Regions from separate parts of the Homo sapiens genome. Here region 2 is linked to region 1. The links are chromatin contacts, found by Hi-C or POLR2A ChIA-PET in ENCODE. All regions are on one chromosome and are shown on one strand. The core of a region is the stretch at or near the end of the contact, and the rest is flanking DNA. Distances in the headings are between cores, read along the strand shown.

Region 1 (5,523 bases), core at 1,108-3,607:
CCCACCCAGAATACACAGAACAATCTTGGGGCCCATCCAGAATTAATGAATCAGAATCTCTAGGACTGAGACTCCATAATGATTTTTTCTTTTTAAAAAAATATCAAATGTGACGTTAGCTCATATTTAACAGTACCAATCTATTCTAAGCACTTTACATGTGTTAATTTGTATACTCCTAACATACCCCAGAGGGAGAAATTTGAGGCACAGAGAGGTTAAATGCATCACTGAAGGACACATGACTTTCAGATGGCAAATCTAGGGTTCACACTCTTAACTCCTGGGCAGTATACTACCTCTAACTGCATCGAACACTGTATGAAAGGTAATCTATAAAGCATCCTATCAAAAGGGGAGGGTGAGGAGCACAGGGAACTGATCACTGAGGCAAGCCCTGGAGTCTGAAAAGCAGATAACGCAAAGTACACTTTGAGCTGTAGGGAACTTGGGTGAAAGTACAGTGTGATAACGCTATAAGGGGCTTCTGGGGGCATCAAATGGCTGAAGAGGAAGGGGTACGAGAGGGGTGAAAGAAGCTGAGGCTGGAAAGATGCGGTGTGGCCTGACTCTGAAGAGTTTTGCTGCTGGCCTAAGAATTTGGGCCACGAACCTATCCGTAAGATCTAGAGAGCCAATGAATGTTTTTAAACCAAGAAATGATATCAAATTTCAATTTTTAGAAAAATATCTCTGGAAACTGTATAAAGTATAGTCCAAAGGGTGAGAGAAGCAGGCAGAAAAAATAGAGACAGAAAGTTGAGTCACGGTGCTACTACAATAGTCTGGAAGGGAAAGGACCTATACTTAGGATACGATAGAATACTAAGAAGCAAAAGGGCATAGGAGATGCTGCTGATTTAAATGGACTGAGTAGATGTGAAAGGTTACGGAAAATGGGGAGTGAAAGACAAGTTTAGGATTTCCAGCTTGCCAACTTGGTGCAAGGGCCATTCCCAAGATCCAGAAGCCACAGTCAGTGGGGATGAGAAGGTAAACGGTAAATACAGTGTGGAACATGCTGAGTTTGAGGTGTTCTCATGACAACCAGATAGACAGGGATGTCCAGCAGGCTGACAGATCAAAAGATTTGCTTGGAGATAGAGATTTGGAAGTTTTCTGTGCAGAAGTGGAAGATGAAGGCATTATTAATGAGACAACATACAGAGAATTGTTAAATTGAGAAGACTGAAGCCAGAACCTGAGAAACCTCAACATCCAGTAAAAGAGATGATAAAGAGGTGGACAGTTCATCAGAAAAGTCAAAGACAAGTATCACAGAGAGAAACCTGGGGGAACTAAGAAGGGTTTGAGTGAAGGGGTGAGGTCTGATGAAAGAAGAGTAAAGATACCAGAAACTGAGATTCACCGCTTCCCCAAAATTAGCTGTGATAGAAGACTGGGCATTTGCTTAAGCGGGGAAGATCTAGAAAACAAGATTTCTTTTTAGGAAGGGGCAACTTAAGCATGTTTGTAGGCACAAGGAAGGAATCAAGTACAAGAGAAAAGTGAGACAGCAGTAATAGGCTAACGATGCAAAATACTGTTAAGTGATGGGAAAGGAATGGGGTAAAAGAACACACACCTAAGAGGTAGTCCTGACTCTCTGAAATAGAAGAGGAGGAGAAGTAAAAACATAAGTTTCCACAAGAGAGAAAAGCAACCAGCATTTAGTGGAAAATCTTCAAATATTTTCTGAGCAAAATGCACTGTGTCTACATCGATCGGCTGTACATAACGGGCCCTGCCGACAGGCTTCATTACTCTTCACCACTGAAAGTCTTCTTTCTTCCCCCCTCTCTCCTTTCTCAGCTTTGTTTTTGTTTTTGAGATACAGTCTTGCTCTGTCACCCAGAGTGGAGTGCAGTGGCATAATTTTGACTCACTGCAGCTTCCACCTCCTGAGTTCAAGTGATTCTCATGCCTCAGCCTCCCGAGTAGCTGGGATTATGGGCATGCACCACCACACCAGGTTAATTTCTGTATTTTTAGTAGAGATGGGGTTTCGCCATATTGCCCAGGCTCATCTCAAATTCCTGGCCTCAACTGATTCGCTTGCCTCGGAGTCCCAAAATCCTTGGATTACAGGTGTGAGCCATTGCGCCTGGCATCTTTCTCAGCTTTCTCCTAAACACCAACCCTTCCTCGCCTATGCCTTAGACCCAGAGACCATGAACTCCCTGAGAAACTGCCATGCACCATGCACTGTGCTGTGCTAGGCACTGGGATGTGGGGAGAAGAGACACAATCTAAAAAAAAAAAAAAAAAAAGGGTGGGGGGGCTTGCTGACTAACAGCGAAAGGGAGTCACGTATCACGTTGCCAATGACAACATGCTGTGACATGTGTGGGAGCCAGAGGAACAGATACAATGTGAGTGAAGAATGTCAGGACAGTTACCTTGAAGAAGTGAAGCCTGTGCTGAGCCTCAAAGGTAAGCAGGGGGACGCAGTGAAACAAACAAGAGGAAAAGGAATCAACTAATTTTTAGTGGTGGAAACAGCTAAAAACTGTTACTTTATGACTACATACAGGGTAAGTCATGATACATAGTATGCCAAAGCCCCATGGCCAAGGAGAACTAAAAGGCTGAAACACAAGCATGAGGAAAGACGATGCTGGAAAGATGGGCAGGGCAATGTGGGGGGAGTGCAACAAGTATCGATAATTTTCCAGGTTTTGTTAAAGAATTTAAACTTTATTTTTGGCAACAGGAAGACATTTAATGATTGTAAGCAAGCAAGAGATATGCTCAGATTTGCATCTTTGCAAACCATCTTTGAAAACCACATCAGGGTGGAAAGAAAGAGAAGACTCGGACAAGAAGACCAGTTAAGAGGCTATTACAGTTGCGGGAGAAAATGGGGCAGCCATAGAGGGAATGGGGAAGAAGGGACAGAACTGAGTCATAGACTCTCTGAGTTGGTCAAATGCATGAATGTAGGTACCATCCAATGAGACAGTAAGAAGGGGAGGTTTGGAGGAAAAAATGAAAAGGTGGTATAGAGTTCAGCTTGGGTCATGCTGCATTTAACGTATTGCAGCCTTTTATATGGGCTTGGGTCAGGCCTGGGTTCATACATAAGTGACGTTAGAAGCGAAGGGTACTGGTAAAAGAGTTCCGCAAAGGGGAGAAGGGAAGACACAGAGAGAGCAAATCTGAGAGAAACAGGGAAAGGAGAAGAGGGGGAGAAGGTGAACCTGTAACCCTGAGCATTACCAACCGGACTGCATGATGAGTGGGCAAAACTGGCCACATGGGCGGAAGAAAAGCAGAGAGAGCAATGAGAGAGGTCAAGAGAAGAGTGTCAATGAGCAGGATGACAACAGGGGTCAAATGGTAGTGAAGACTGAACATGCAATGGGAGATGTAGTGATGAAGCAATGATTGAGCTCCCGGGCAGTGACTAGAAGTGAAGAACAGAAAGAAAAAAGACAGGAAACTATGTTTTCCAGAAGCTTACCATGATAAGAAGGAAAGTGAAAGGAGTAGCTAGACAGGGTAAAAAGGACTGACAACACAGTTTTTCTTCTTTAAAGGTGGAAGGGACAATACTCAAATGTTTAATGAAAATGACTAATGGCCAAGCACTATTCTCAGTGAGTGCTAGGTATGTAAAGAAAGAAAAAGAAACAATCTTGCTTTGGAAGAGAAAGGCAACAAAAGCATTCATTTTAAAAATAATAATAAATAAAAAGATACAAATGAGCCGACCAAGTGGTCTCTGGATTTCTCTAGATGACTGCTCATGCTTCTTCCACCTTTTCTCTGAGCGAGGTTAGAGGTGAACTATGCACTAAGATGGGATCCTCCTGCCCGCAAATTACATGAAAAGTTTTGATTGTGTGCATCTGCACATTCTCTCAAGAGTAAGCCATGGCTCTCCTTCATCCAATTAGTAAAGCACTGCCTGACTTTACAAAGGTCAGAAGCACAAATTTAGATTTTCAGAGGAGTCCATCAGGATATATTTACATGCCAACAAATCAATTCAACCAACAGATTGAGAATTCAAATAAGCCTCCACAAGGACAAACCTCTGGTTTTTCAGCAAATTTCTCTTTTTATTCTTGTGTATGCTTCTGTTTCAAATGATCATAGCAAACACTGAAAAGATGACCAAATCCAGGGTTGTATCCTTCTTTGGGGTACTCGGAAAAGAAAACAAGAAGAAGAAGAGAATGTAGTCTATGTAGTCTACTCAGAAATACTAAAACAAAAACCTATAGGAGCTTACATTCTAGCAGTGAAAGCCAAGCAATAAATAAGTAAATGAAGCACATAAAGAATAAAACAAAACGTGAAAGTGACATACAATTCGTACAATAAGAGGTGATATAGAAAAAACTGGATCAGAGTCCAAGAATACTCAGGAAAGGTTAATACAAGTAGTGAGCTTTCAAACAGTAACAAGAGGTTTCATTAATTAAATATTCAGGAGCCCATAGGAACAAAGTACCAGTAGGTGCTGTGGGAAATACAAGCTGGTTCCTGTCCTCAAGGGGCTTTCTATCTCTCTTCTTCAGCTAAAATAAACTTAAGTTCTCAAGCTTAGAGCTGGAAGGACCACCTAGAGGTACTGAGTTCAAGCCTCCTTACATCGCAGAGGAGGAAACCAAAGCTAAGGAGGTTAGCCCAAGTGCCTCTAGGTGACAGCAATGCTAGGAACCACAGATTCGCTTTGTAATGCAAAGCACACAGGCTTGGGAGGCTGTAAGACCCGGGTACAAATTCACATTCTGTAAAGTCTTCGCAAAGGCCTTCTGCAAAGGCCTCTCATCTCTAAAATGGAGATGGCCATAACACTGATTTCTCGAGTACGTACCTTTCCATTTCTTCCATTTTTCTACTATATTGTAAATGCTGAGTGATGGAACTAAAAGACTAAAATAGTACCCAGTTAACCCAGAAATGCATAGTTTGCACGACAGGTATTGAGGACATGAAAGACTTGGAGCAGAGAGTGGGGTGGTGGAAGGGAAGGTACAGTTGATAGTATTAGCACAGAATTTTCAACACTAATAAACAAATAGCTCACAATAAGAAGTGATCAAGTTAGGACAGAAGTTCTTAGGGGGAAACACAGAATTCATAGAAGGATTTTTTTTTTTTTTTTTTTGAGACGGTCTCACTCTCAGCCCAGGCTGGAGTGCAGAGGCACAATCTCAGCTAGCTGCAACCTCTGCCCTCCTGGGTTCAAGCGATTCCTGCCCCTCAGCCTCCGGATTAGCTGGGATTACAGGCATACACCACCAAGCCTGGTTAACTTTTGTATTTTTAGTAAAGAGGGGTTTCACCATGTTGACCAGGCTGGTGTCAAACTCCTGAGCTCAAGCGATCCACCCACCCCAGCCTCCCAAAGCTGGAATTACAGGCGTGAGCCACCATGGCTGGCAAAGATTAAAAGTCAGTCACAGTCATTCTAATGTCCCAGAGCAACTGCACTTTATGTAAGAGGTGCCAACGAGACAATTACAAGACTACAATTATAATAAGGCACTTTTTCTTTCTTTTTCTCTCTTT
Region 2 (5,523 bases), core at 1,903-4,402, 230 kb before region 1:
TTCACAGGTACCATTTTCAAGTGGCTTCAGCAGCACCAGGCACAGTGTCCCACACATGGAGGGTGCTCACTAGCTATTCTTGTATACCAGATAATAATATGAATAACAAGGTAAACACTAGTGGCTCTTTCTTGGGCCCTTGTGAGGTGCCAGTGTCTGTGCTAAGCATTTTGCATGCTAAACACTTTACCTGTAAAGGCAGGACACAGTCCTACCCTCTGACGGTGATGACCAGACGTGTACGGACCATGGGCACAGGAGACGGACATGGGTGGACATTTGCACAGCCCTCTGGAAGCTCACATCGAGTTAGAAAGACAAGATATTGAAAACTGCACTGCTGATAAGGGTTAAACAGCCGTTTGATACAACAATAGAAGAGATACTCAAGGCAGGGCATGACTAATTGCCTGGCAAATCATAGGGATGATAAATGTTTTAGGAACTCAGAGGAGGAAGCCGTTTCTCCAAGCAGGGCAGAACAGACAGACACCAGGGGGGTCACTGTGCCCTTTCAAAGGGGGCCCATAAGGCTGCTCTCTGAGGAGGTCATTGTCACACAGTGGGGGTTGGAAGGGTGCCCTTTGACCGTTTTTTCTTTTTAAGGACTAGGTCAGTATTCAGTCACCCACTTGCCACAGTCTACCCACACTGGAGTCTTCAGGAAACCAGCTAGTTCAGGGAATTGGAGGAAGAGCGAGAGCATGCTCTTTATTTCCTTTCCCACTGTTTCAACCTCTCCAGGACAAGCCTTCCATCTGCAATCTCCCCTCTAGAAAGTGGCACTGGAATTTGGTGTTCACATCATGTGAGAAAAGGCTGAAGACACTGGCTTGGAGTCCCAAAAGCATCTGGGCCATCTCTCCCTTGGCAGATAGATAGGTCCCACATAATTTTACAAAAACATATCATTTTCATGGTGGTGGTAAGACTGATACGTGTTTGGATTTTGCCCGAAATTTCAAGAGGCTAGAGCTGAGAAGTTCCTTTGAAGCTCTCAGAGCCCTGAATTGTGTTCTGTTTGGGTATCTATTAAGAAAACAGCCATTTCATCACGGCTCGTAAAAATTGGTTCATGGATGCCCAAGGCTTTATCTCATTAAATCCTGTCGCTATCTGTAAATGGTGTTCAGGCTGTTTCTCTGTGAGCAAGGTTATCTGACTGTTTAGAAACTCCAACCCTGGATGGTGAGATGCTGCTATCTGCAGATTTGGGAGAGATGACTGGCATTTCCCAAAATGCAAACAATCTCAAAAAGCTCATAGGCCTGGAAGTGCGGCAATGGGGCAGGGGGCAGCTGCTGCCCAGCCCAGTGGGGGCTGCTCTGGGCTCTGGCTGTCCCCAGCAGTGAGAAAGCAGGTGGCTGATGATAAATCACAGGGCTGTCATCTGCAGAGGCTGGCTGGTGACATCACAGCTGGGAAGGGGGCTTCTGGAGCCAGAAGAGGCCCACAGAGAAGTGTGTTGGTGGCTGAATTAGACATAATGGCTCTACACACACTGTGTCTCTCTTTTCCTCTTTCCCCCTCAAATCTGACTCGAATTTCTCATGAACAAACCAACATCTGCAAAAGCACATCCTTGTCGCCAGGGTTAAGAGCAAGTAAGTGATCCTGGAGCCCCTCCCCGCGCTGTGATGCAGTATTAGAAAGTGGCCACCATGGAATCCTGGCCAGTGCAGTGCTAGGGGGCAGTCAAGGGCCAGGCTTTGGGGTCAGAATTCGGGTCAAGTCCGGCCTATACCACTGGACTTCGGACGAGTTACTCAGCCTCTTTGTCTCAGTTTCTCCACAAGTAAAGTGGGCTTGAGATGAGGACAAAGTCAAACAGTGCATCCCAGGGTCTGGACAGGAGCAGCCATGAGTGGGGTGGTGTCTGCAGGATGAGACCCTCACACTCTGGGAGGCTTCAGCCTTGCTGGGACAGCAGGTACTCTTCGACTGAATCCCCTCTAATTTTTGTCCAAACCATCTAAAGATTTGGGCCATGGTGTTCTTTCCCACAGCCCTCCCAAGGACAGGCAGAGGACAGCTGCTAGAGAAGGGAGTGGCATGGGTCAGCTTGCCTAGAAGTCAGAGGGATGCAGGGGGCAGAGATGGGGAAGGCTGAAGTGCCTATGGGCTTCCTTGGTCTGGCCAGGACCTTGGCTTGGCCCCTGAAAATGGCCCAGCAAGAATTTCCAGGCTGGACACGATGGCAAAGCTGAGAGGTAGCAAGAGCCTGGTGTTTACCGCATAGCCAGGAGCAGCAGTGGGAGGCAAGCGGGGGAGGGGAATGGGGTTGGGGAGTCTGTTGTTCTTTTAAATTAAAAATAAGTTCCACATGTTGATGGTCCCCGAGGAACACGGACTCGGCATTGAAGGCCCTGGCAGCCATGTGAAAGCAGGCCCTTGGGAGGACAGGTCTTAGGGAGAACAAGGCACCAAGTATTTCATCAGTTGTCTGAGTCGTTAGAGGAAAACAATATTCCGTGAGTCCCCTGGCACACAACGCCATCAGGACATGAGGCTGGAAGGAAGTAAGAAGAGAGCCTTCCAGAAACCCTAGACAGGATGCTCCTCAGTGATGAGGTTGGGGAGAGAGAGAGAAGTTCCTAGAAACAGGAGCAATAGTGGCTGCTCCACAGCCCCCAAGGCCCTTTGCCCCACTGGCCACCAGTAATGAGACTGGACCTGGTCTCCACAGACACTTTCAGAGGCTGCCCACCCCTTCTCCCCTCCTGCCAGGATAGAGCCCAAACCCCTCATCTGGCCCCCAAAGCCCTTCAATAGGGAAGCAAAAACCACAGTGAGAGGAGCATGGTTCCAGAGCTGACATGCCCAGTAGGACGCCGGCTCCAGGGGCTGCTGGGTGGCCGCTTTCCCTTCAGGGGATCCACTTCTTCAGCCATGTGGGCATCATGGTGGTGAATCCTTCCCATTGAGTCCTTGTCATGAGCACTGAGTGGCAGGACACCCACGGCTTGTAGAATGCTGCCTGGCACATATAAGTCATATAAGTGCTCATTAGCACACAGTAAGTGCTCATTAGCAAAAGCTTCTAGGATTAGCTTTCTAGGCTTTTCTGCACGCCCAGCGATGTCGCATGCACAGGTTGCCTCTGTTGGCAAGTTCATAAAGATATCACAAACCACATTCTGAGGATACGCCAGGCAGGGGACAAACACACAACAAACGTCATCTTATGCCATTCCTTTGCAAGGTAGGTCCCCTTTCACTTGCCAGAAAACAGGGTCCAGAAGTGGAAGCGGCTTGAGCAAGGCCACATGGCCAGAAAGCTGTGAAACCAAGATCTGAACCCAAGACTAAATCTTCTTATCCACTTCCCTTTTTCACCTCCTCCTCAAATGACTTTCTCTGCCCCGTCACCACTGCCATACCCATGAGCACCTCCCCCACTCAATTGTCCTGGCCCACTCCAAGGCCAACCCCACCTGGAGCCATCTTGGTTCACTCAACTGGAACTGGGTGTCATTCTTCAGCTCCTCCACTGGCTTTGCCCTCCTCCATCTTGCACTACAGTCTCCTGGAGCTGTGTCTGGCTTCCTTCCAAGAAAAGGACCCCCTGGCAGGTAGCTGGCACCCAACCCATAGTGTTTAGTGGAATTAGGAATCACATGAGTCTCATGGTCTCAGAGGGCCGCACTCTGCTGTTGTCCATGGGTGCCACAGACTCTTCCAGAAGAGCCACTTCCACAGATGCAACAGGCCTTTTGAAGGAGCCCAGTTCTCAGCATGAGCCAGGATGGTCAAGGTGAGAAACCTATGAGCCCACACTTCTCATTTCCTTAGAATTTCTTGGACTCTGTGAAGAGGAAGGAAAGGAAGAAAAAGAGAGGCAAGGAGGAGAAGAAAGAACAAAAGAAAGAGAAAGAAGATGAGGGAGAGCAGACACAAGGGCAAAGACACAGCAGGAGGGAGTGAGAACAAGAGAGTCAAGAGGAAAAGACACAGCGAGAGAGACAAAGCAGCCTCCGACTGCGGACGCGCCAGCAGCTCATGCACCCCCAAGAAACCCGGACCTAACACCAAGCTTCGGTCAGCCTTGAGCTGGGAGCCTGGGGGGCTCTGGCTTGGCTACAGAGGAGAAAATCACCCCAAGTTCTCAGTCAAGGGGGGTACCAAGCCAAGGGGAGCGTGCATGGCAGGGAGGCTCAAGCCAACGTGTGGCCTCCTCACGCAGCACTGCAAGGACGCATGGAGCATTGATTCCCAGCATGGCATTCCCAATCAGAAATAGCCAATACCCAAACCTCTTAAAGCTCCTGCCTCTAATAGCAGCATTTCTTCCACTGTCATCAGTGGTAACACACTGATCTATAAAAGGTTTTAAAAGTGCTACAAATAGCTCCTCCAGTCCCCTGAAGTCAAGCTTATTGGGGGAAATGGCTGACTTGATTGCTCCCTGCACAGTGGCATCTGGATGTGATGAACAGAGTGAGCTCATCTCAGGACTTTTAGGGCAGCCTGGGTACTTCCGGAGTTGGGTGGAGAGCCCCCTGGGCTAGCGGCTGCCTGGCCACTGTCCCTCTGCCCTTCACTTCCTTCCTCTCTGGGGTGGGACAAGGGCGAGGCAAGCAAGGTATCATATTTAAGGTGGCACTCACTCACAAGGGGTGCTGGCACAGGGTTGGACTCTGAAGGTGAGCGCCCCCTTAAATTAGTACCCTGGGCATCTCACTTGAGTGGGAGAGAAGGAACACAGGGCTCTGCCCACATGGCCTCACTTTCCTCATCCATAAAATGGGATCACCTATCCCCATCTTGGCAGCTATTTATTGACCTCGTACATTGCACCAGATACTGTTCCAGGTGCTGGGTTTCCAGAGACAGGAAGTACATCTGCACTCAGAGCTCACAGTCCGGTGGAGCAGGCAGAGGGAGGGAGGGACCCCAGCCAAGCACCACTGTGTTGCATGTGAACTCCAGTTTAATAGGTCCAATGACTGCCAGGTGGCCAGGGATACAGGCTGGTGCCAACATCTGTAAAGCATGTGGGAAGGGTGGGGAAACCGTGTCCCAGCAGTGATAGAAAAATGCAGGGACACCGGCTGAGGGGAAGCCAGTGAGGCCGGGCTGCAGAGGGGGAGGGCAGGGCAGGTCACGCCACCCAGGAAGGTGGGCCTGCCTTGGGTCACACTGAGACGTGCAACTTAGGGGCCCTCTCCGCTGTCACCCTTAAGGCTCACAGCCACTAGGCCACTTCCCAAACAATCTGTGATCTGGACAATTCTGAGCTGTGTCTCATCCAAACCTACCTCTCCCGTGTCACTGGGTGCCTAGTCTCTTGCTAAGTGTTGGCAACACATTTTTACCTACACTAAAGAGTCATTATGCTGCTACTATTTCTTCTAGAAAACATAGGTCCATTTTCAACAGGGCAGGCTTTCTGCCTGCTCTCTCGTCTCCAAAGGAGGCCCCTAATGATGGAGATGTAAGTCTGGTCTGGGCTCAGCCAAGAGCAGAGGACTCACGTTTACCATGCTCTTCCCAGCTCCCTGGCCCTCAAGGATGTTTCCAAAC

What was found. Hi-C counts contacts between places; a loop is a spot of excess contacts on that map. ChIA-PET counts read pairs that join two places held with the same protein, here RNA polymerase II (POLR2A). Pooled maps may share reads with other maps.
Region 2: a pooled map shows a loop between it and region 1 (2.1-fold over the local background). The contact joins two enhancer-like sites. A Hi-C loop is called at or near these places in 1 of 50 pooled maps. POLR2A ChIA-PET finds 5 or more read pairs at or near these places in 3 of 52 experiments (AG04450, H1 and HEK293).

Annotation. Positions count from the first base shown.
Region 1 is chr20:58,399,310-58,404,832 of GRCh38, reverse strand. All of the region lies in intron 1 of VAPB (VAMP associated protein B and C), which reads right to left. Among named protein-coding and RNA genes, the nearest start is that of VAPB, 13 kb to the right of the region's middle. Within about 2 kb of position 2,357, at least 2 of the 41 ENCODE cell types and tissues checked have a DNase peak (open chromatin) inside an H3K27ac peak, as active enhancers do.
Region 2 is chr20:58,625,205-58,630,727 of GRCh38, reverse strand. No RefSeq gene overlaps it. Among named protein-coding and RNA genes, the nearest start is that of LINC01711, 6.8 kb to the left of the region's middle. Within about 2 kb of position 3,152, at least 2 of the 41 ENCODE cell types and tissues checked have a DNase peak (open chromatin) inside an H3K27ac peak, as active enhancers do.